2 separate regions of the Homo sapiens genome follow, and region 1 is linked to region 2. Evidence: chromatin loops called from intact Hi-C (ENCODE). Cell type or tissue: mammary epithelial cell. All regions are shown on one strand. Links, peaks and the distances in the headings refer to the core of each region. The heading gives the core; the rest is flanking DNA. Region 1 overlaps EHBP1 (EH domain binding protein 1). Region 2 overlaps EHBP1 (EH domain binding protein 1).

Region 1 (11,905 bases), core at 1,287-9,286, 150 kb after region 2:
TTCGCAATAAAGCTTGATAGTTTTTTATAGCAGTCATGCATATTGTTTTTGGATTTGTGCCAAGTACTTGACATTTTTATGCCACTATGAATGGTTTTCAAATTTTTAGTTTCTGTTTTTGTTAGTTTATAGGAATACAGTTGGTTTTGTACATTGATTTTGTATCCAACACCTTGCTAAATTCTCTTATTAATTCTAATAAACTGTAACTTCTTGTGGATGTTCTACATACTCAATTATATTATTTGTAAATAACGTTTTACAATTTTGTTTCTTTTTTAATACATTTTGATGTCTTTTTCTGACCTTAATGTACCAGCTGGGACATTGTTGAATAAAAGTGATGATAGATGCTCAATCTCAAATATTTCACCCTTGCAATATTTGCTGGGGCCTTTTTAGCAAGTGAAAGAAGATTCTGTATTACAGGTTGCTAAGACTATTTTTTAGAATATAAATGGACATTATTTTATTAAGTGCTCTTCTGCATCTGTTTAGATGATTATATTATATAGCTTTCCCCCAAATCTGTTAATTGGTCAAGTTACCTCAATAGATATGCTAACATTAAGCCAAATATGTGTTCTTGGGATAAGTCTAATTTGTTCAAGACGTGTTATCCTTTTTTAATAAATTAATATTTTCATTAAAACTTTTGCCTCTATATTCATGAGAATTTTCTTTAATTTTGCCTTTGCCTATTGAGTTTTGGTGTAAAGGCCCATGAAATGAGTTAGAGAATAAGCTCATTTTTCCAGTTTTCTATAATTTGTGTAATATTGGAGATTTTTTTTCCTTGAATAAATGTTTGGTGGAACTTATTAGTGAAGCCAACTGGAATATTCTTTGTGAGAAGGTTTTTAATTACAAAGTCAGTTTCTTTAACAGTTATAGAACTCTCTGGGTTTTCTATTTCTTCTTGTGTCTGTTGCAGTAAGCTATACTTTTCTAGGAATTTGCTTCTCTCTTTCTTGGTCAGTCACACTACAGGTTTAATTTAGTCTTTTCAAAGAAGCAATTTTGGCTTTGCTGATCCTCTCTATTATATGCTTAGGTACTATATTATTATTTTTGCTTTTACCTTTTTATTTTACTGTTTCTACTTTTGAGGGGAGGGGATGAGGCTCATATTGCTATTTGGGAGTCCACCAAAAGTGCAACTCTACCTCTCAACTCACTCTTCTAGACTACCATTATAAAAACAGCAGAGAGTTTCACTTACTCTCTAGTTTTCCTGTCTCTCCATGTCTTGGCTTGGAGAAAGTTGGTTGATGTTTTGTAGAAGATTAAAAAAAAAATTTAATTATGGCACAATCTTTCTAGCAGTAGAATAACAAGGCCTAACTTCAGTTTTACCATGAGAATAAAGTGAAGTGATTTAAATGAAAACACTTTGAAAAAAAAATAATAAGACCAATATAAATGTAAGTGTTCTCATTCTCACTGTTGATAGTTTTTGGGTTCACCAAATGCTTAGATATATTCAAAGTTCCCTCAACCATGATTTGCAATAACTGGGGAAAGTCTCCAAGAATTAGTAGTTGAGAGACCAAAATGTGCTACAACTTTAGCAATGTTAGTATATGTCTCGTTACACTGGACTTAATTAGCTCTTGTTCTAGTTCTAGCCAGTAATTTGAAATCCAACAGAATGGACAGGTTTATTAACAGAAAGACTCTTGAAGTTGAAATTGTTTGGGTTAATTGCCTTTTTTGAATCAACTAATTAAACATATAGAGGGCAGCGATCTAACCTCTGAAGACAATAAGAAGTTGACTGAGATGTTTGTTAGGATTGAAAAATTTACAACTTCTGCTGAAGTGCTACAGCAGTATTTTCTTGAAATGTGAAATGCATGTTGTTTAAAAGCACAGGCTTTGGAGTGGGAATTCCTTGGTATAGGAACTCCTCTGCTTCCTGAGTAACCTCACTTTCTCCAACTGTAAATTGGAAGTAAGAGTACCTATCTCAAACGAGTTGTGAGGATTAAATTAGCTAATCTGTGTAAAGGTCTTAACTTTGTGGGGCATAATAGGTGCTCAGTATATAGTTTATGAATTAATGAAAAATTAATAAGCCTTTTTGTAGAGAGAAGAACTGAATATATTATAGTAAAATGAAAATCTATTAAGTGCCATAGGAAGGACACAAAGAGTCAAAGGAACACTGAAAAGGGCTTCCTACTGAATGGCAATTGCGAGGAGATTTCGTGTAAGAGATGACATTTGAACTAAATCTTGAAGATTTGAAGATAGAGTGGAATTGCAGCAGTTGTGCTTGGGACGGAAGATATTTCATGTAGAGGTGATGATGTGTATGATCCAAGACTGGGTGGAGGTGGGAGACCTGGGGTTTAGGCAGGAAAGCATAGGGATTTTAAAGGATGGTGAGTAATACTAGAGAGTAAATACATTGAAAAAGATTTGGGATTCAATACTTCGAAGTATTTTGACATCATTTTGTGTGTTCTTGAGAACCATTAGAGACTTTAAGCCGTGCTTTAAGGAGAACGATGCTATGACATGGGTTGGTTACCGAGGGGGGATTTGGAAGAAGAAAGACCTATTAGGAAGATTTTGCAGTGGTGAAAGGAGATAGATTACAAAAACCTTACAAAATATGAGCAAAACTGCCTGCAAAATTAACTAGTAAGAGATGATACATGAAGGAAGAATTCAAAGGTGATTCTGACATTAAAAATCTAAACAGTTGGGACAATAGCTGTATCATTTGCAAACACAATGAAAATGAGCAGGTTGTAAAGAAAGATCACCATTATGGTTTTGAACACATTGAGTTTGAATTTTGTATGATAGAAAGGACAGCCAACTGGAAATGTCAACTTGAGATAGTTTGAACTATAAATATTTGGGAATCATCTGCATGGAAGTAATAGTTGGAATCCTGGGAATGAATCAGCTCAAAGTGTGGTGGAAAACTATTTAGAGCAATGCCTAGAGGAATATGTGGCTGTATCCGTGGAAGAAGGGCAGACAGCAAAAGAGAAGGAAACTATAGTTAGAGGGATAGAGCAGAAAAAATAGAACTGACATTTCTTATTAAAATTTAAGAAAATTTGCAAGTTATTTGACTAGGTTTTCTGAAAGAAAGCTATTACCATTGTTAGGAAGAATAACTAGGTAGCTTTATTACCGTTCACATGTAATCTGCTATGTTAAACAGAAATAATGCATTAAAATTCATTATATTTGCAAGTGTAGTTTTACCTTTTATGGACAGATTTTTGTGTCTTTCTTCCTTTGGAAAGCAATAAATTACAAAGTCAGTTAGAGCTTCTTTTTTCACCCACCTTATAGAAATAGATACATTGCCAAGCATTACAAGTACCATATTTTCCACATAGAATATCTAGGTGTCAAGATTATCTCTAGTGAAAGCTTTGTTTGTGGGGGAAAAAAAAAAGAAGAAGAAGAAGAAAAGGAAAAAACTTTTTATGATCTTGAAGAAATTCATGGCCTTTGAAATTTCTAGAAGAGCCTCAAAAAATAGGAATTCCTGCTGATAATGCATTGGTGGTGGTAATAATAATTGCAATTAATATTTACTGAATGGTACTGTTTGCCATACATTGTTCTAAGTGTTTTACATGCATTTTTTTCATATAACAGTATTTACTGAGTGCCTATGCTGTACCAGGCACTGTTCTGGGCATTTGATTTAGGTTAATAAATGAAACAAACTAAAATTCTTGCTCTTGTGGACATTTTATTTAGTGAGAGCAGACAGATAATAACCAGTAAGCATAACAAATAAAGTATATGGACTCTAAGAAGATGATAAGTCCGTGGAAAAAGTAGAGCAGGGTAAGTGGATTCAGGAGTGCTGAATTGGGGTTGGATGATGGAAATGGATTGCTTTTTTTTCTTCCTTTTCTTCTTGAGATGGAGTCTCGCTCTGTCGCCCAGGCTGGAGTGCAGTGGTGCAATCTCAGCTCACTGCAACCTCTGCCTGCTGGTTCAAGCAATTCTCCTGCCTCAGCCTCCCTAGTAGCTGGGACTACAGGCACGCATCACCATGCCCAGCTATTTTTTTGTATTTTTAGTACAGGTGGGGTTTCACCATGCTGGCCAGGCCAGTCTCGAACTCCTGACCTCATGATCTGCCCGCCTCAGCCTCCCAAAGTGTTGAGATTACAGGTGTGAACCGCCACGCTCGGCCAAATTGCATTATTAAGTAGGATGGTGAGAATAGGCCTAATGGAGAAGATTGCATTGGAGTTAACCATGCAGATATCTGAGAGAGTACCAGGGAAATGGAGCAATCTGAGAGAGTACCAGGGAAATGGAGCAATCTGAGAGAGTACCAGGGAAATGGAGCAATCTGAGAGAGTACCAGGGAAATGTGCAAAGGCCCCAAGGTAGAAACATGTCTGCGATATCCAAGGAACAACAAAGAGATTAATATGATGCCATTTTGAGGAAGATATGGTTTCAGGCATGATGGAACCACAGTCCATTGGCTCCTACTCCTGACTCATGGCTGTTGGCTCTCTCCAAGGAACATGTAGGTTAGGAAACTGTATCACAGCCATGGGTTTAAGCACTGGAGGAACCAGAGGTGGTGATTCACTGAATTAGAATTCCCCTAACCAGCTGCAGTATAAAAATCCCTGAAGAAGTGTGTGCTGACTTGATCAGAGGCACAAAGGAAAAGAATCTCAAAGTGAAAGGACCAGTTGGGATGCCTACCAAGACTTTGAGAATCACTACAAGAAAAACGCCTGTGGTAAAGGTTCTAAGACATGGAATCACTCCCAGAAGAGCATCCGCAAGCAGTTTATTGACTTGCACAGTCCTTCTGAGATTGTTAAATAGATTTATTCGGTCAGTATTGAGCCAAGAGTTGAGGTTGAAGTCACCATTGCAGATGCTTAGGTCAGCTATTTTAATAAATTGATTATCAGTTGTTTTTTTCTTTTTAAGAGGTCAGTATGGTTCAAAGTGTTTAAGGGAGAGAGCAGTGGTTAAGATCAGAGAGGAAATGGACATGGGGAGAGTGAGGCAGATCTTGTTACTACAACCCTATGAGATATGTACCGTTATAATCTGCACTTTACAGATGAGGAAACTGAGATGCAAACAAGTCAAGTAACCTGCCACATCTGTAAAATCAAGAGCCAGCTGTAACAACAAACAGTTTCATCCAATTATGTACTGAAGGTTTCAAAATGATTTAATTGCTAATTCCTTTATGGCTTTCTGTAAAATATTAGGTAAAAGGTCAGTTCTGGAGTAGATGATTTCATTTAACAACGGCTCTATGATTTTCTTTCTTTGTAAACCACCGTGACCATTTATAGGGCTTGTAATTTCATCAAAGTTTCTTCAATTGCATGTGACTTCTTTTTGTTGGAAGTACAGTAAGCATCCCTTAATACAAGGCTTTTATATTAGAACCAATTTAAATTTTGGTTTAGTTCTTCTAGCCTTTTCATATTGAGCCTTCTTAGAAACAGAGGTACAGTCATAATCATAATGATGTAATATGTTTTCTTTAGTTCTTACATACAGAAAGCCATCTAGATCATAATATAGTGCTAATGTCATTTATACATTACCTATGGACATGCTACTGATAATTGAATCGATGTAATGATAGTTACAGATTATCTGGCCCATGTATGTATTACCCATGCTTGGACTGAATCAATACCTTAATAATATAATTTGATATAGAAAAACATTTTAATAAAGACAATTATTTAAATGATAGAAAGTCTAAGAAAAAAATGTTTATGCCTACCTAGTTCAGTGCTCCCCTAACTCATCCATAAACCACTCTTCACTTTACTTCCAGGTTAAATGCCTAGAGGGATTTGAAGGTCACAGTGGATCATTACATGAAAAGATATTTAATAGTTCATTTTTACACTAGATTGCTAGTTAGCTATTATTTTTTCTAAAGTAAATGTAGTATATTGGGATTCCTTTTTTATCTACTTCATTATATTAAGTCGAATTGATCCAAACCGTTGATTTTTATGACCTGTGAGCTTTTCAGCATTGACTTTGTAGAGATGATCATTTAAAGAACAGTATTTTGCTAGATTTATGGTTGTTTACATAATATTTTGTTAATCCGACTGTTAATAAAAAATGAGAAGTTATTTTAGTGGTGTTTCTTAGTAGTATTCTCACAAAAGCAGTGAATGCATAAATCATAATTATGTGGGGTTGATGATTTTAATTGTTTGGTACTAACATGCTTTTGTCAAGTGGGGGCATCATTGATCTTTCTTAGGTAAGCAGTGTAGTAAGAATGCTTTGCTTTTTAAACTTAAATGGTATTAGGAGTAAATACTTGTTCTCTTTTCATTTTACTTTAGAGGGCCTGTATTTAATATGTAAGGTTTCTTATAATAGCTAGCACTTTTAATTAGTAGCAAGATTTAAAGTCCGGAAACATTTAGCAGTTTTCTTTGTAGTTTTCAATTGTACTAGCCTCTAAAGTTACCATCACAAATTGCAGTTGTTATTCAGTAAAAGAAAATGATATGGTTTTAATAATAATAAAACTTTAGAATAAAATTGTTAATATATAATCTTAGGTTTGTTATTATTATTGATGTTTTAAGTATATGAACAAGGGTAAAAGTATATACTTACCATTTAAAACACACACACTACTAACTCACCTGGTATTCAAAAGTAGCTCTCAATGATAATTAGAAAGTATTTTGAGCATATCCAAAATACATACTGTTGTGTGCTGTTGCTACCAACACCTGACTGTTGCTAATAACTCTAAAACTGTTTTGCCATCATTAAATTTATATAAGAAGCATGTTTGAATATGGTTATCATTGTGCTATTTACTTAAAATGCATATATGATTACTGTATTTTTAAAACTAATGATAATTTTAATCTTTCCACTGTTAAAAATTTGTGTTACATTTGGACCTCGAAATACATTATTTTTAACCTAGTCAAAAAGAAACCGTATTTGTACATGATTGCATTTGGGGGAAATTTTGAGGGTGTGAGAATTACATAGGTATTTAGCCTTAAGTATTTCAAAACTTTAACGTGATGTTTCCATCAGCAAAGCTCTTGGCCTGTTCTTATGTATAAGTTTAAAATCTTGCATATCTGCATCCTTGTCAGGCAAATGCCAAGGGCTAAAACTGAAGATAATTTAAGATTTATGTCTCCCTCTTGGAGGTTACAGTTGTCGTGAATTGACAGTTGTGAAGGATCTAAACTGACATCAAAGGGTTCAAATGATCTGATTAGGTCAATTAATGTTAATTTTCATCTTCCATTAAATTCTTTTAATGTTTTCCCCTTTTCATTTTTTTCTAGCCAAGCCCTATACCAAGTCCTGTTTTGGGGCGAAAGCCAAATGCTAGTCAGTCTTTGCTTGTATGGTGTAAAGAAGTTACAAAGAACTACCGAGGAGTAAAAATCACCAATTTTACTACATCGTGGAGAAATGGTTTATCTTTTTGTGCAATATTACACCACTTTAGACCAGATTTAATGTAAGTAGAAACATTTTCCATTCCCTATATTTTGTAAGTGATAGACATTTTTGAAAAGAACATAAAATAATTTCTTAGCACATCCTGAAATAATTTATATTTGTTTTATTACCCCACCTCTTGCTTTTGAGAGATATATGTCAGAAAGCTTTTCCTTTTTCATACCTAAAAACAATCTTTTCTCTTTTTAAAAGTGGTGGCTGGGCGTGGCGGCTCACGCCTATAATCTCAGCACTTTGGGAGGCCAAGGCGGGTGGATCACCTGAGGTCAGGAGTTTGAGACCAGCCTGACCAACATGGAGAAACACCGTCTCTACTAAAAATACAAAATTAGCCAGGTGTGGTGGCGCATGCCTGAAATCCCAGCTACTTGGGAGGCTGAGGTAGGAGAATCGCTTGAACCCAGGAGGCAGAGGTTGCGATGAGCCAAGATCGTGCCATTGCACTCCAGCCTGGGCAACAAGAGCGAAACTCCGTCTCAAAAAAAAAAAAAAAAAAAAAAAATGGTTTTTCTCCTTAATCTCAAAGAACTGACTTCAAATTATTATGAAAATTGTGTTAGTGTTAAAATGAGATGAGACAAATAAGCCTGTAATTCTTTACATTGACAACAAGGGATTACCTCATACTAAATTTGGTTGTCAAGGCTAGTCTTTGGTCCCCTGCCTTAACCTCTCTTTTAGATGGAAAGCTTCAGGCAGCGAAACGTGTAATCACTGTTTTTATTCATTTATTTATTTATTTCTTTAATTTTCCACACTATTAGTTTTGTTGATTGAATTGCTGTGAAATTGCTGGTTACTCTTTAGTATTATTGAATGTCAAATTTTTAGATTCAGTTTGTTTTAAAAACAGCTGTTTTTATCAAATACTATATGTACCCACTGTGCTATTTTCTCCCTCAGTGACTACAAGTCTCTGAATCCTCAAGATATTAAAGAGAACAACAAAAAGGTAAGAATTGATGAGCAAGAAAAATACGTAGTTTCAATTTTGGCTTCTCTGCAGGTCTTTATTAATTTGGAGAAAGTGAGGCAGTTTTATGAGGTCATAACTACAACTCACAGAGGGTTGTCTGCTTACTGCGGTTCATTAGGATACATGGTTTACTCTGGTTTATCATGGACTTTTAAAGACCACAAGTGCCAGGTTGGCATCATATTATAATATGCATATTATCTTTTTAACTGTTGAATATTTGTTAAAGCATAGTGCTTTTTTTCTAAGATTTAGCTTTTTAAAAATGCACCCAAAACTGTTGTGCCATAGTTGTTATGTAAGTTTAGAAAATATGCTGGTTGGGGATGAGAACGAGAGCCTAATGGTAAGCAAGAGAGAATACTTAGGTTCTGAGAGGCAAAAATATATAAACCTTGGTTCTTTTCATTTTCTGGTAAACCGTATACAGTTATTGCGCTGCAAAACAACATTTTGGTCAAAAACAGACCACATAGATGGTGATGTACCGTAAGATTATAATACCTCATTTTTACTGTACCTTTTCTATGTTTAGATACACAAATACCATTGTGTTACAATTACCTACACTATTCAGTATAGGAATATGCTGTGCAGCTTTGTAGCTTAGGTATAGCCTAGGTATGTAGTAGGCTGTACCATCTAGGTTTGTGTAAGTACCCACTGTGATGTTTGCACAACAACAAAATCTCCTGACAATGCATTTCTCAGCATATATCCCCATTGTTAAGCAACACATGACTATATTTTCCCACATAATTAATCAATATATTGAGATCAGAACTTCCCAACTGGTATGGGGCAAGGGGATATCGATCCTTTCAGCTTTCAGGGCATCTGTGTAAGGCTGAGTTGCTGGAGCCCTGGGCCAGCTAACTGTGGCCACAGGCTGACTTATCTGTTTACCCCAGCACACAGTATGTGCATTCTGTGTGCAAAGAGGGAAGCACCTAACTCAGCACACAGTAGGCACTGAATGCTTTTTTCTACTGAATTGAATTCTTCAACTGAAAAATTAATGAAATTTATTATTGTCTTAGAACAGGAGTTCTTAACCTGTGAACTGTGGGTAGAAATCAGGGTGTCCTTGAACATGGTTGAGGGAAAAAATACATTTTACTTTCATAATTCCTCATCTGAAATTTAGCATTTCCTTCAATTATGAATTTAGGCAATAAACCACCATAGTGTTAACCATGCCTGAGACTTTGTCACCTTTAGAAATCACAGATATTTTCGATATTTTCATGTCATGCTATAGTTGTTGCTGCAGATATCTGCAAATACCTTTTACACTTATAACTTCTTCAAAATAATTAGTGCAGTCATAAAAAGCACATATATTACTACTTCCCAAATTCATTTTAAGTAATACTTTCATAGGTGTATTTTTCAGTATAATTGATGTCTTTTGTAATTCTATGTATTTTATCCATGTAAAACATTATTCTGAGAAGGGACCCATTGCCAAAAGGGTTCATGAGACAAAGTGGTTAATAACCTCTAGTCTAAAGTTTTTAACATACTTTAAATTAAATAATTAAAATTACTAGTGATACAAAGTCTTGGGACCTTGATAGAAGTTCAATTAACAAGTCTTTAAATCAAAACAATTTTTCACTTGTATTGCTCTCTAAAACCAAAAATGTGTATTGCTATCAAAAAGATTTTGTTTCTTCAGCCTGGGGAATGTAGCAAGACCCCATCTCTACAAAAAATGAAAATGTTAGCTCAGCATGGTGGCATGCACCTGTAGTCCCAGCTACTTGGGAGGATGAGGTGGGAGAATCGCTGGAGCCTAGGAGCCCGAGGCTGCAGTGAGCTAGCATCATGCCACTGCTTTCCAGCCTGGGTGACAGAGCAAGACCCTGTGTCCAAAAACAAACAAACAAACAAAAAAATGGTTGTTTTTTCACAAATGCATAATGCTGGCCGTAGAGCAATAAAAACCTGGCAGTCTCTATTGAAATATGCCACCAAAAAAAAGATAATCTTTAAAAATCAGTATAGTTTTCTTACAGAAATTACCCTTTGGATGGGCATGTTACAAAGTAAACTGTTCTCATGAATTAATTCTTGTATAATTTTGGAGAGCCTGTGTCTATTAAAGTGAAATGCTTCTTTTTCATTAATTACAATTAAATTATATCTTTGGGTGTGGCAGTGCTTTACCTCCATTTTCTTACATTTGAACAAAGTGGTAAGCCAATTTAAATACAGACATGAGCATTATAAAATAAACCATTTTTTAAAGTGGATGTTTCAACTTACTGTTCAAAATTTTGAAAAAGAAATATTGTTGATTTTACCTCATTATAAATGTGTAAAGAATATAGGGAATCTCAGTAAGGCTTAAGTCACACTTCTTTACATTAGCTTTTCATTAACTTAATAATGGTAAGCATACTTTGGATTTACATATTACTCCATACAGAAGACTGTCCCATTAAAATTTTTTTTCAATTAAATCTTCCAGTACAGACAATCATGGCTTTTGAAAGGCTTTATCTTTGATGATTCTATTCATTGTATTATTCAATAAATAATTGTTTTTACATAGTCTTTCCTTTCATCATTTGCTACTTCTTACCTGATAGCTACATTGAGTTGCTACCTGCAAATTACTTCTAGCTTCACACATTTCTTCCCAATAACCCATGTGCCCTTGAATGGACTTAAAGCACCATAGGAAAACAATGCCTGTGTCTTAAATTTCATACAGATGCATAACATAACTGGCAGTAACTCCTCCTTACCAATTTAATAACATCTACAAATGAATAAGATAATTTTCTTAGAAAGACCTCTTTTTTCACCTCACACAAACAGGTGAAAAACAGTAGGTAGTTAGTTGACCATGGCAGAAGAGGTTAACCTATGGGAAAAGTCCTTTATAAAGCCTTAACCTTGCTTAAAAGAAACCTAGTTTGTTTTTAAATGTTTTTTTAGTGTAATTAGTGTACATAAAATGAATTGCTACATGAAGCAAAACACCAGCAGGAGTTTCCCCACAAGGAAGCTAATCATTTTCCTGGGTCTGTAAAAAGTGCTGAATAAAAAAAGGCATTTTCCTGTGACATCTGATCTTAACCAATATGTCAGTGTTTTTAGATAATTTGGGAATGTTTAGAATACTGCCTGTGGTGCTTTCCCTGATGGCCTGCAATTGATGCCTGTCAGTCAAGTTGTCAAGACACATGAAAAGGAAAATGACTTCAATTTTCCTAAAACATGTAAAATAACAAACCAAGCCTATACATGCACACCAACTGAGTCATTCTCTCTAGTAAATATTTTGAGGTACCTATATTATGAAGCCTAGTGCTGTGAAAATTGAAGAGGTTTTAATATCACAATTTATTTTTCATTTTCTTTCTTACTTGTTCCATAATGTTTGTTAAACTACAAGAATATGAGACAAAG
Region 2 (11,905 bases), core at 2,443-10,442:
AAGATTAAGTTTAGGATGTTTTATGTTCCCATATAAAGAGTACTTAATGCAGTCTTGGTGGGTTAGGGGAGGCTTTCTATTGAAAGTGATATATAAATTGAAACCCTAAAAAGTAAAGTTTTTACAATCCTTTTTCTGTAACTTCAAAATCCAAAATCTCTACCTAAGATGTTTATAATTTTTTATTTTTTTGGAAATTTGATTCAAATTCATTTGGTGGCAAAACCTGACCTTACCCAAAATGAAGCTATTCGTGGTATTTATTCCACTTAGTGTAAATGTTTATTCATTTTGCTGCAAAAATAATATGTTTGATTATTTAGTCAGACTGCCTCAGACTTCACTGGGAGTGTGCTGTAGTATATATATGGTAAAGGCATTGTATTTCCTTCCTAAAATCCAAATGAGAGATTTCAGATAGGAGATTAAGTACTTTTGATAGTTGTCTGCATTGGATTTGTAGGGTGATTCAGGTGGCTGGAGCAGCTTGAGCAGAGGTCTGGAGGCAAGAGAGGCTTCTTTGTGCAACAGCATGTCGTTCACTAGATTACTTTCTTTTATATTTCACTTTTTAAAGAGTGGTTGATTTTTCTAGGGTTATAATAACTTAACCATATGTTAAGTTACTTTTCTTTCTAAAATTACTTAGGCCAGTGTGATGTTAACTTTAAGATCTTGCTTCACCTGCCTCTTAAAATAAAAATAAGCTATATCAGCTGATCAGTTAATAACTTCATAAATCATAAATGATACTTGATATGTTTTGTTAGAGAAAACAAAGCATTTTCAAATAAAATGGGATATTTCATCTTTATGAAGCATTTCTAAAGTGGATGTTATTATAATTTTACTCAGTGAGATTAAGTGACACGCCCAAGAACACACAGAAAGCAGCTTAGCCTGGCCTCAAACCCATGTCTTCAAACTCTGAAACCCATGCATTTTACCATTTACTCACTCACTCAATCATCAAACATTTATTGTCCTAGGCACTAGATTTAGAGCCTAGTGCTATATTAACTACTATGGAGGATACAAGAGAACACCTCCACTCAGATATTAATTTTGGTTTGAGGGATACGCGTGTGAGACAAGAGTAAGGTGATATGTACTATGGTAAATGTATAATGATAGCTGAAAAGTACAATAGAGATTAGAGATAGACCAGTTAATATGGACTGAAATTATCAACAATGTTTTAAGTGTAGCTTTTCAGACATGGCTATGTGTATTCCTAGAGGTATCTGACAGTTTCTATCTTTCTGTATTGTAAGTTTTTTTCTCGGATAAAACTAGTAGTAGTTGTATTGGTTTGTTCTCACACTGCTAATAAAGACATACCTGAGACTGGGTAATTTATAATATAAAGAAAAGAGGTTTAATTGACCCACAGTTCCGTATGGCTGGGGAGGCCTCAGGAAACTTACAGTCATAGTGGAAGGCACCTCTTCACAGGGTAGCAGGAGACAGAATGAATGCCAAGCAAAGGGGGTAAGCCCCTTGTAAAACCATCAGATCTCCTGAGAACTCATAAGAACAGTATGGGGGAAACTGCCCCCATAATTCAGTTATCTCCACCTGGTCCTACCCTTGACGTGTGGAGATTATTACAATTCAAGATAAGATTTGGGTGGGGACACAGCCAAACCATATCATTCAGTCCCTGGCCCCTCCCATATCTCATGTCTTCACGTTTCAAAACAAAATCATGCCTTCCCAACAGTCCCCCAAAGTCTTAACTCATTCCAGCATTAACCAAAAGTCTAAGTCCAAAGTTTTATCCGAGACAAGGCAAGTCCCTTCCACCTATGAGCCTGTAAAATTAAAAGCAAGTTAGTTACTTCTCAGATACAATGGGGGTGTGGGCGTTGGGTAAATACACCCATTCCTAATGGGAGAAATTGACCAAAACAAAGGGGATACAGGCCATATGCAAGTCCAAAATCCAACAGGGCAGTCATTAAACCTTAAAGTTCCAAAATGATCTCCTTTGATGCCATATCTCACAGCTAGGTCACGCTGATGCAAGAGGTGGCACTCACAGACTTGGGCAGCTCCACCTCTGTGGCTCTGCAGGGTACAGCCCCCCTCCTGGCTGCTTTCACGGGCTGTCATTTAGTGTCTGTGGCTTTTCCAGGTGCACAGTGCAACCTCTCAGTGGATCTACCATTCTGGAGTCTGAAAGATGGTGGACCTCTTCTCACAGCTCCACTAGGCAGTGCCCCAGTGGGGACTCTGTGTAGGGGCTCCAACCTGACACTTCCCTTCCACACAGCCCTAGCAGAGTTTCCCCATGAGGGCTCTGCCCCTGCAGCAAACTTCTATCTGGACATCCAGGCCTTTGTATACATCCTCTGAAATCTAGGTGGAGGTTTCTAATCCTGAGTTCTTGACTTCTGTGCATTCACAGGCCCAACACCACGTAGAAGCTGCCAAGGCTTGGGGCTTGCACCCTCTGAAGCAATGGCTTAAGCTGTATGTTGGCCCCTTTTAGCCCTTGCTCAAGTGGCTGGGACACAGGGCACCAAGTCCCAAGGCTGCACACAGCAGGGGAGCCCTGGACCTGGCTCAGGAAACCATTTTTCCCTTCCAGGCCTCCTGGCCTGTGATGGGAGGGGCTGCTGTGAAGGTCTCTGACATGAACTGGGGACATTTTCCCCATTGTCTTGGTGACTAACATTAGTCTCCTCATTACTTATGCAAATTTCTGCAGTTGGCTTGAATTTCTGCCCAGAAAATGGGGTTTTCTTTTTTATCACATTGTCAGGCTGTAAATTTTCCAAATGTTTTGCTCTGCTTCCTCCTGAATGCTTTGCTGCTTAGAAATTTCCTCTGCTGGATACCCTAAATCATCTCTTTCAAGTTCAAAGTTCCACAGATCTCTGGGGCAGGATGAATTTAGAAATAAATCAGCCTTAATAACTTTGAAGAATTTCCCCTTTACCCTTAAAATTAGGAAAAATTTAGAAAAGTGGTCAAATGACATGAAATGGATATAAAACTACTAATTAAATCACTAAAAATCATGATGTATTTACTTTATATTAAATCTTTTCAGCCAAAGCAATTAACAATATATGTTTCCTACCTCTTTTGATATTTTCCAAAATCACATTTTTTCTTTTCAAACTGAAGAAGAGAAAGATTGAATTTTTTTATAAAGGAGACCATTGTTCTACTTAATTTGGGTCACAGAATGATTGTTTTTTGGATTTCATTATCCTGGGTACTGTGATATTGGTTATACATTTACTTCCTAACATTGGGGATATGAATAAGACAAAGTTTCACCTGCATGTAGTTCTCAATCTAGTCAGAGAGGCAGATCTGTAAGCAAATCATCGAAATATAGTGAGGATGCTAAAGAGGCAGGTGGCAGGCCCCTTGAAGACGTCCAGGAGTACTCATATCTATCAGGGGCATGGGAAAGGCTTTATGGAGCAGTTGCCACATGAACTTGAAAGACTTTTAAAAGTTCACTCACCAGATAATTGTGTGAAGAGAATGGGGTCTGAGGTAAGCACAGAGGGAATAGCCTTGGTAAAGGCACAGAGATAAAATTGTTACAGCTTTATACCCAAAGTGAGGAGAGTACTAGGGGTTGAAGCTATCAACATGAGCCCTTACTCATCTTGGGTAAGACTATGGATGGCCTTGTGTGCCATACCGAGGAATTTGAACTTTATCCTAGCAGCCTGTGGATCCCAAACTTGGCTGCCTATGAGAATCACTTCTGGACTATGAAAACATATAGATTTGCCCACTGGACCCTCTATGATTCTGATTCATCATTCCAGTAAGCTATCAGGAAGCATGGAAAAGTTTTAAGCAGAGTGATAATATGGTCAGATTTGTATTTTTAAATAATCAGTTTTTACCTTTCAAACTTTTTTTTACTGTAGCTGTAAGAAATACATTTTATATTATGATCTAGTATACACATATATGTACCTGTGAACAACTGAAACAAGTCTTACTCTTACAAGTATTGTGGGATGTACTGTGGTATTTTCTGTTCTATCCTGATGTTTTAGAATGCTGTTTGCAAACCGCTTAATTGACTTTGCAACCCATTAAAATGAATTCACCATCCACTAATGGATCATAACCCACAGTTTAAAAAAGATATTTCTATAGAGAATGAATTGAAATGTGCAAAACTGAAGGACTTGAGATCAGATAGGCAACTGATTCAGTTATCCAAGTAACAGATGTCATGGGCGTGAACTGGGACAGTGGCCTTAGCAGGTGCAGACAGAGAAGAGGCGAAAAAGATTCAGAAGTGTGTAGAAGGTAGTGGAATCACTTCTTAGTGACTCATTTCAAGGGCTAAGGGAGGTCAGAGAGTGTAGGGTGACTTCCAGATTTCTAGTTTGAATGTTTAGATAATTTGCTCTTAGTCAGTATAGAGAACACAAAGGAAGAATTGGTAGGAGTGGGTTGTGGCGGGGGAAAGATATCCAGAAGGCAGTTGGATATATCAGTGATTTTTTTCCAAGTGAGATTCCTTTAAATTTTATTTTCTTTTTCTTATTAAAATATATATTTTAAGGCCCTGTATTCTCCTTCACCTTTCTTATACAACCTACTTTTTCTTACATTGGTTTCTAGTGTTTTTATGTGGATTGCCCTAAAATATTTTTAAACTTTCTGCTTATGCTGTAAACTACTGTAATACCATTCCAGTCTTTTCCAGGACATATATAACTCCTTGCCCAAATGAAACTTACGAAACTTTTTTTTTTCTTTCTGAACCACATCATCCTTTCCTCATCCATCAGAGGTAGTGATCTCATTTTTCTGACCTTTCTGCGTGTTGTTCCATTTTGTATTTCCAGCTTTGTGGGCATTAGTTGTCTACTGCATTCCCGTATGTAACCAACTAAACATTGTTATAAGCAGTGCAGCAATGCTTGCTGGAACTTGATAATTTTCTGCCACTTGTGATTCAGTTAAATAGATCAGATTATAGTCATATTAGGGTTTGGCTGGGCAGTTCTGGCTTTGAAATCTCTCATGCAGTTGTAGTCTGAGGTGGTTGGGGTAGAACATGAGGGGAGGAAGGACTGGAGCCCATGAGATGGACCCTGGCATTTCATGTGGTATCAAGGCCTCTCCATTTCCTCTCTTTCAGTGGGTTAGTGTGGATTTTTTTCAAGGCAGTTGGATTACTTTCATGGCAGCTAAAGACTTCAAGAATGACTATTCTAGCTCTCCCAGTGTAAGTTGCATCACCTTCTTGACCTAGCCTTGCCACATAGTGTTACTTCATCATTTTATGTTAGCTGTAAGCCAATCACAAACCTGCCGTGGTTCAAAGGGGAGGGGAATTAGACTCTACCTCTTGATTGGGAAGTGGTAAGGCTCTAGAAGAAAATGTGGGATGAGAAATATTTTTGTAGGCAATCTGCAATAGCTATGTAGAAAATATATCAATGTCATCATACAGATTTTTAGTTTTGCCTGGAGTTTGCTACTGTGTTCGTACTGCACCTTGAATCTTAAAGATTAAGTTAGCTTTTATGATTTAATTTTTCACATCTTGTTTAATTTCTGAACTTGGATAATTTGCTTTCTCCGCAGCAGAATTAAGTATATAGTTATGAAGATGCTTTAAGCCTATGTGTTAGGTTTCACTGGTACAGGACAGTTGCAGGCAGCAGCAGTTTGGCCAGCTCTGCAGAGTGGGCAATTTTGAATTGCATGTTATCTTGTGTGTTTTCTAAGAGCAGTTCTTGATTCCTGTCTTCAAAACTCTAAGGGACCCCTGTAGCCTGTTGAGTAGACTGCTGAAAGTTTTAAATAACTGAAAATACGTTCTCACTTTAACTGCTATGTTCCTTGTTAGACCGCAGGCATGGCTGTATGACATAAACCAAATATTACTGGCTGTATTTCATAGCCTTGCAAGTTTTCATTAGCAATAGGAAATGAATCTGACAAGACGCTGTCTTTCTTTAAGTATGTGCACTATTATTGCTTATTTTCAGAAATAAGCTCCTATCAGTATAGTCATGATTTTTGACTGATAAAGTTTAGTTCCCAGTTCTGCTGCCGTGCTTGAATTATACTTAATAAATATCATTTGATAATCTGCTGACATAAATACTAATTTTAACAATGGTTCTAAAGTTATATTTTATAAATATACTATGCAGGAAAAGAAATCCCTGAGGATAGAAAATACAAAACAACAATTAATATGGATACTCCTGTTGCCCCTCCTGCACCACCCCACACTGCACCGCTGCCCCCCCCCCCCACCCCCTTGCTCCATTAATGTGTTCTTTCATAGAGGCGTGGCAAGTTTGTCTATATTGAAGAAAGCCTATCTGGAATAGTCATTTAGTGTAATGCTGTTTAGAGTATTATAACCACTTGATGGCACCCTTTGATTTGGTACAAACCTCATTAGCCATAGCACAGTGCAGCATAGTAGTTGTAATGGAATAACACATAAGAACTAAAGACTGCAAGGTATCTGGTTAATGTAGAGATGAAATGAATGCAATAGCAAGGCTAAGCTTTCCTGACCCTTCATGAAAGAATAGATGAAAAAAGGAAGAATAAGCTATTGTGCCAAAGGGAGATGATGAAATTCAAGATCCACACACATAATCTCTGGCTCAGCCTCTGAAATGTTAATCCCTGGGTAGAATTATTTGAGCTATAGATTGCAATTTATCATCAAAATGGCACTGTGTCAAACAATACTTTTTATATGTGTGGTGTTTAGAACTATCCAATTTTAATATAAAATGGTTCACAGAGCACTGGCTAATATTTAAGTAGCAACTCTTTAAGGTTGTGATTTGGGGGAATGGAGTAGGATGGTTTCTTTACATCAAAATATGAATTGTGTTTTAGATAGAAGGCTTTGGGAGAATTTTTTTCTTTTTCTCAGTGACAGTTTATTTTTAATGCCAGGAAAAGGGATTTTTAAAGAATGCCTCTTTTAAATTAAGTGGTTTAGAATTGTTTTCTTTCATAGACAAATGATGTTTTTGTAATTATACAATAATTCTGTAATTTTTTCTAACATTGCTTAAAAATATGCTAGCTGATGAAATGTTATATATTTAAAGGTTTATGTGGTCTTTCCTATTCCAATATAAAATATTTGTATGTTTTCTCTTATTTAAATCACCCAACTTCTGCCCACTAGGGAGTGGAGTCATAATTCGTATGTGTTGTGATGTTTTTTCCCTTAAAACCAAATTCTTCCAATTAAAAGAACTAAACTTTGATAGTATAGGTGGAGGGGTGGGTATTGCATATGTCTATTAATCTGTCACTCTGAGTAATACTCATGTTATGGACTTTTCCTGTGTACCAAAAAAAAAACCCTGTTGTTATTTTCTAGAAAATTAGGAAACTTAAAATAACCCTGTTTCTGGAATCTAGAAGCTTGAAATTCCAGTTTAACTATATATTTTTCCTTTAAACTTTATCATACTAATTTATAAGAGGCTTTTTTTGCCTCCTTTCACTTAAGAAAAGCAATTATTTTCTGTTATTACTAAGAAATTATTTTACTTAATTTTGTTTTTATATTCTTCTTACCTGTTTCTGAAGGTTTGCCAATAAGCTTGATCTTTAACAGAAACCTATATTTAATTTACACCTAATAGATCATACCATTCCAGTACCTTCATTACTAATTGCAGATGTTGAAGGCATGCTGTGACCCTGTTAGATGTATTAGATGCTGTAGCACAAATCTATGAAACGCCACTCATCTGTGCATGAATAATTCTGTGTTACCATATTTTAGCTCTGGTGGGAAAAATATTTGATTTACTGGTGGTAGGGAACATGAGAGGAGTCACTGTGAAAAGCATATGTCCTGTGAAAATGTCTTGTCTTTGGCAGCTGTCTTCTTTTAGTGATCATGAAGAGTTAAACCTTAGATCCAGAGTCACACCTATGGAGACTAGAAGTTGTGCATGTTTGAGATATTGCTGGCCCTTTATAATACCCAGTCATCAAGAACAGATAGTATGGAGTAGTCTTTTGGCTGTTGCCATTAATAAGAGTGCTCTGTGAGACTGCATAGCCATTTCAAATTGTTTTTGGAGGCAAAGGGTTCAGAATGTACATTAGGAAGACACAAACACATATATATGTAGTAGAAAAAGACCTTGGAATTCCTAACTTGGTAAAATATTACAAAGTTGCTTCATCTATTTACGTAATTACATCTGCTGACGTTTTAATTTAAATGCCACCTAGAAAGTTGATAGAGTTAAGTTTAGCTGAGTGTTTTAAAAATGTGACTTTCTCAACTATGTAACACTTCTCCACCCACCCACCCACCAAAAGGCCTACTCCCTGCTTTCTGTTTCTGAGGACAGAATGTTATAAAGGACGGTTAGTGCCTCAAACGTGCACAACCTCTGATCTTCAGAGGTCTGGCTCTGGATTTAATTCTTAACTATTCATGATCACTTAAAGATGACAGCTGCCAAAGTCAAGATTTCAGTAACCTTTTAAGTAAGCTCCTGGTTCCACACGGAGTGCCAATGCATACATCTTCCAACCCACTGCACTGGCAGTCTCATACCCAATGCTGAATACAGTGTTCCAGCCTGGTGCCTTTCAGCACACACAAAACTGATCAATGTCCAATTTTATCCAACCACCCACACTAAATATGAAACCTCGTGATGCTGTCACAGATGCCTGCAGGGTAGCACTCCTGCAAATTTTAAAAAACATGAGATTGTTAAAACAACTAGGAAAAACCCCTTTCTGATGCCAGTTACCTAAAACTTACTTGTTTTTGAAGTAGCACCTTTAGTTTTCTATATGATGTCAGCGAATATAATTTGTTGAGAAAAATGTTTCTTACACATTGTTTTTCCACATCCTCCTAGTTTTATAGGCCTTATTAAATAGTTTCAGTGAGCCAGTCTTTGAAATAAAGCCCAGGTGAATATTTATATTTCCACTGTAGCAGCAGCATGCATTCTTGATGATTGACCTTTACCCTGACATAATGTCGTCTTGTGACATTGAATGAAATAAATGAAGAAACTAGTCCTTGGCTTGATTTGTATTGGCAGAAGAAAGCAAACAGAGTGGTTTGTCAGGTTGCTAAAAACGTCAAAATACAGTTCTGGGACAATTTCTAACACAAAGGTTTTTTGTTGTTTGTTTTGTTTTGTTTTTTAAATAATGTGTGGGTGGTTGGATGTTCTTTGAAAAAAGCACACATTTGAAAGGAAATTGAATTCCAGCAGTACCTGTATCAGATAATAATAGGAAGTAAATTGTTTCCCTTTATTTGAAGTTGCATTTTATTAGTCAGATGCTTGTTGGTGGCATGTTTAAACATTAAACATTTAGAGAACTGCACAGCTTTACAGAAAATAGTGTTACTTTATATAAGGATTATGTATTATTAAAAGAAATAAGGCTCTACTCCTATAAACACTTGTTGTGTTGTAACTTTAGTAATCATTAATTTTAAATAATTTTCGTTTCTACATGTAAGTTATACACGGTATAACAGAACTCCATTTGAAAAGTAAGGTCTAAAATATTTTTGTGTAATTCTCTTGTTACTTTATAGATTTTGGCTTTGCAGACAAGTTGACTATTTCCACAAGAGGTACCCATCAATGAAATATCCTGTTTTGTAGATGTTAGTGTTTATACCATTATTAAATGAGTACAACCCTATTCAATTATTGTCTCTTGTGTTTTATCTTGAAAGCATTGCTTTCAGGCAGTTAATCTATTTCAAATTAGTGTTGTAATATTTTTGTTGTTTTAAGTTATAACTCACTATTATGTTATTCCATAACCTTAAAACCTAGTTTCCCAATATAGATGTGGGTTTCTGGATTAAAATAATCAAATCACAGAAATTTAGAGCTAGAAGAAAACTTAGAAATCATAAAATTCTCCTTGCTCATTTTCAGATAAGGAAACTAAGATATCATCTGGTAACTAGCCCAAAGTCATATTGCTAATGAGTGGTAAACTATTCATTTTCATTCATTTTCTTCACTCCCAGACTGAGGTTCTATATACCAACTTTAAGTAGTACATGTATGTGATAACATGCTTTTAAATGTTTGCTTTTTATGCTTCTTCAAATAGTTCTAGAAAAATTGAATTTTTTAAAGAAAAAAACCATTTGTAATGAAAGGTTTTTAAGATAAACATCAGTTTTACTGAGGTAGATAATTTGATAGTATTTAAAGAAAATAAGACCAAAACAGCCAGCAGCCATATCTGGCTTATTCATTTAAGTTCAATGCATGTGATTCCCTGCTTCAGATCATGTGCTGCATATACTAGCTACATTTTAAAATCTAAAATCCCACTTAATCATACACTTTGCTAATATTTTTGGAAAATACATTTTTGAATAATATAAGAACATTTTAGTTTCATTTTAAAAGATGGTTATTATAAAGTTTTAAATTCTGTAATCGAGTGAAAAATATCTGACGTTAAAAGTTTTAAAAATAAAAAATAGGTTATGATGTCAAGTTTGTTAGGTAACAAAGTTTGATTAAACTTTCCAAGAGAAAAATTTTAATGATGTTTTAAATACCTGTAAGAGGCTACTTTAAGTTTTCTTTATAGAATGATTACAATATATAGTTTTATATTTACAAATTAGTAAAATAAGGAAGTGTAGCAATATAATTTAGTCAAGAATACTGCCCAAATGTTATTTAGTAATATTTATAATGGTAGTTTAGATATCTAGAGATTGCTTTAAAACAGGGTTATTTTTAATGTTAATGTATAAATTTCCATCCTGGCCAAAAAATAACACTCAGCAGCAATACTTGTTCTCTTCATATCGCTAATTAATTAGAAGTTTGCTCATAAAGTGTTTCAGAATTTCTGAATACAGTTGTGTTATACTCAGCCTTCTTGCCATCCAGATACAACATTAGACACTTTGTTATATATAGGTTAAACTTGGATTAATATTGGTTTACAAGTACTACTTACAGTTATTTCAGACCTCTGCATCTACTTTTAAGGTATGTCAGTTGATACAGTTAATTAAAGTACTACATATGCTGCTGTCTAAGCCAATTTAAATAGTAGGGAATGTATTTCCAGTTATGTGAGCTACAGAATGATGGTACTATAACATGAGATCTCCCCCTCTAAGCCAGTAATGTTCTACAGTCCAGATATATTAGTGCCTTTCTTTTCTCTTCTTTTTAAATAGCTGCTTCTTGTGGAGCAGGGCTAACTCCTAGGCAGTGAGCCCAGAGTCAGATGTATTAGTGGTTCATATTCTCGTTTTCAAAACATCTTGTCTTTTTTGTTTAGTTTTGGAATGGCAGAAATCTAACTACATAATTGATTTCTGCACTTAGAAGAATGCTTTACAAATAGTAGATCCTCAATGATGTTTGATAAACGAACTCATCACTTATTTATATACTATATTTATGGATTTTTAAAAAATTTGACCTTACTCAGCTATTTAATTTTTCATGTGATAGTCTTGTATCTCTCTGCTAATTTTAGGCTGCTACTTAAAGTTTGAAAGGGTGTGTCTTTTTGTACACTCAAACAATACCCAGCAAGATGCTATGTGTTTATAAATACCCCAATAAATGGGTGTGTATCCAATTGATTTCACTCTCAGTATACTTAGAGTGAGATATTTAAGTGCTGCTTACCTACAGTGTTATTAGTTTTATGACTGAAGAAGACATCTATTGTAACAGATTCTGTGAATTAGATGTCAGGAATAGTATGCAAATAAAATTGATAGGTTTTTTTTTTGTTCTTTAGACTTATTTTTTATTAGCACTTAGTGTATCTTTAAAAATTTTAATATTTATTACACAGCCAACATAATGACAATGCTACGTATATTAAAAAGGAAAATTATCTATAATTCCATCATATCAATAAATTG

Evidence for each region. Hi-C counts contacts between places; a loop is a spot of excess contacts. Peaks named below come from ENCODE experiments on the same cell type or tissue, not always from the same donor. Only the 100,000 strongest peaks of a DNase experiment are listed, where the experiment ranks them.
Region 1: a loop joins it to region 2, with 2.7 times the contacts of the local background. A loop is called at or near these places in 3 of 110 quality-filtered maps.

What each region holds. Positions count from the first base shown.
Region 1 is chr2:62,935,393-62,947,297 of GRCh38, forward strand. It overlaps EHBP1 (EH domain binding protein 1), which reads left to right. Exons shown (of 23, transcript NM_001142616.3): 11 at 7,326-7,504; 12 at 8,410-8,458. It also overlaps the pseudogene RPS20P9. Among named protein-coding and RNA genes, the nearest start is that of EHBP1-AS1, 110 kb to the right of the region's middle. In mammary epithelial cell, for the core only: no CTCF peak of the experiment used is centred there; a DNase peak (open chromatin) is centred at 4,559.
Region 2 is chr2:62,781,145-62,793,049 of GRCh38, forward strand. All of the region lies in intron 5 of EHBP1 (EH domain binding protein 1), which reads left to right. Among named protein-coding and RNA genes, the nearest start is that of EHBP1, 81 kb to the left of the region's middle. RefSeq lists an enhancer at 4,149-4,218. In mammary epithelial cell, for the core only: a CTCF peak has its summit at 6,394 (motif pointing right); no DNase peak of the experiment used is centred there.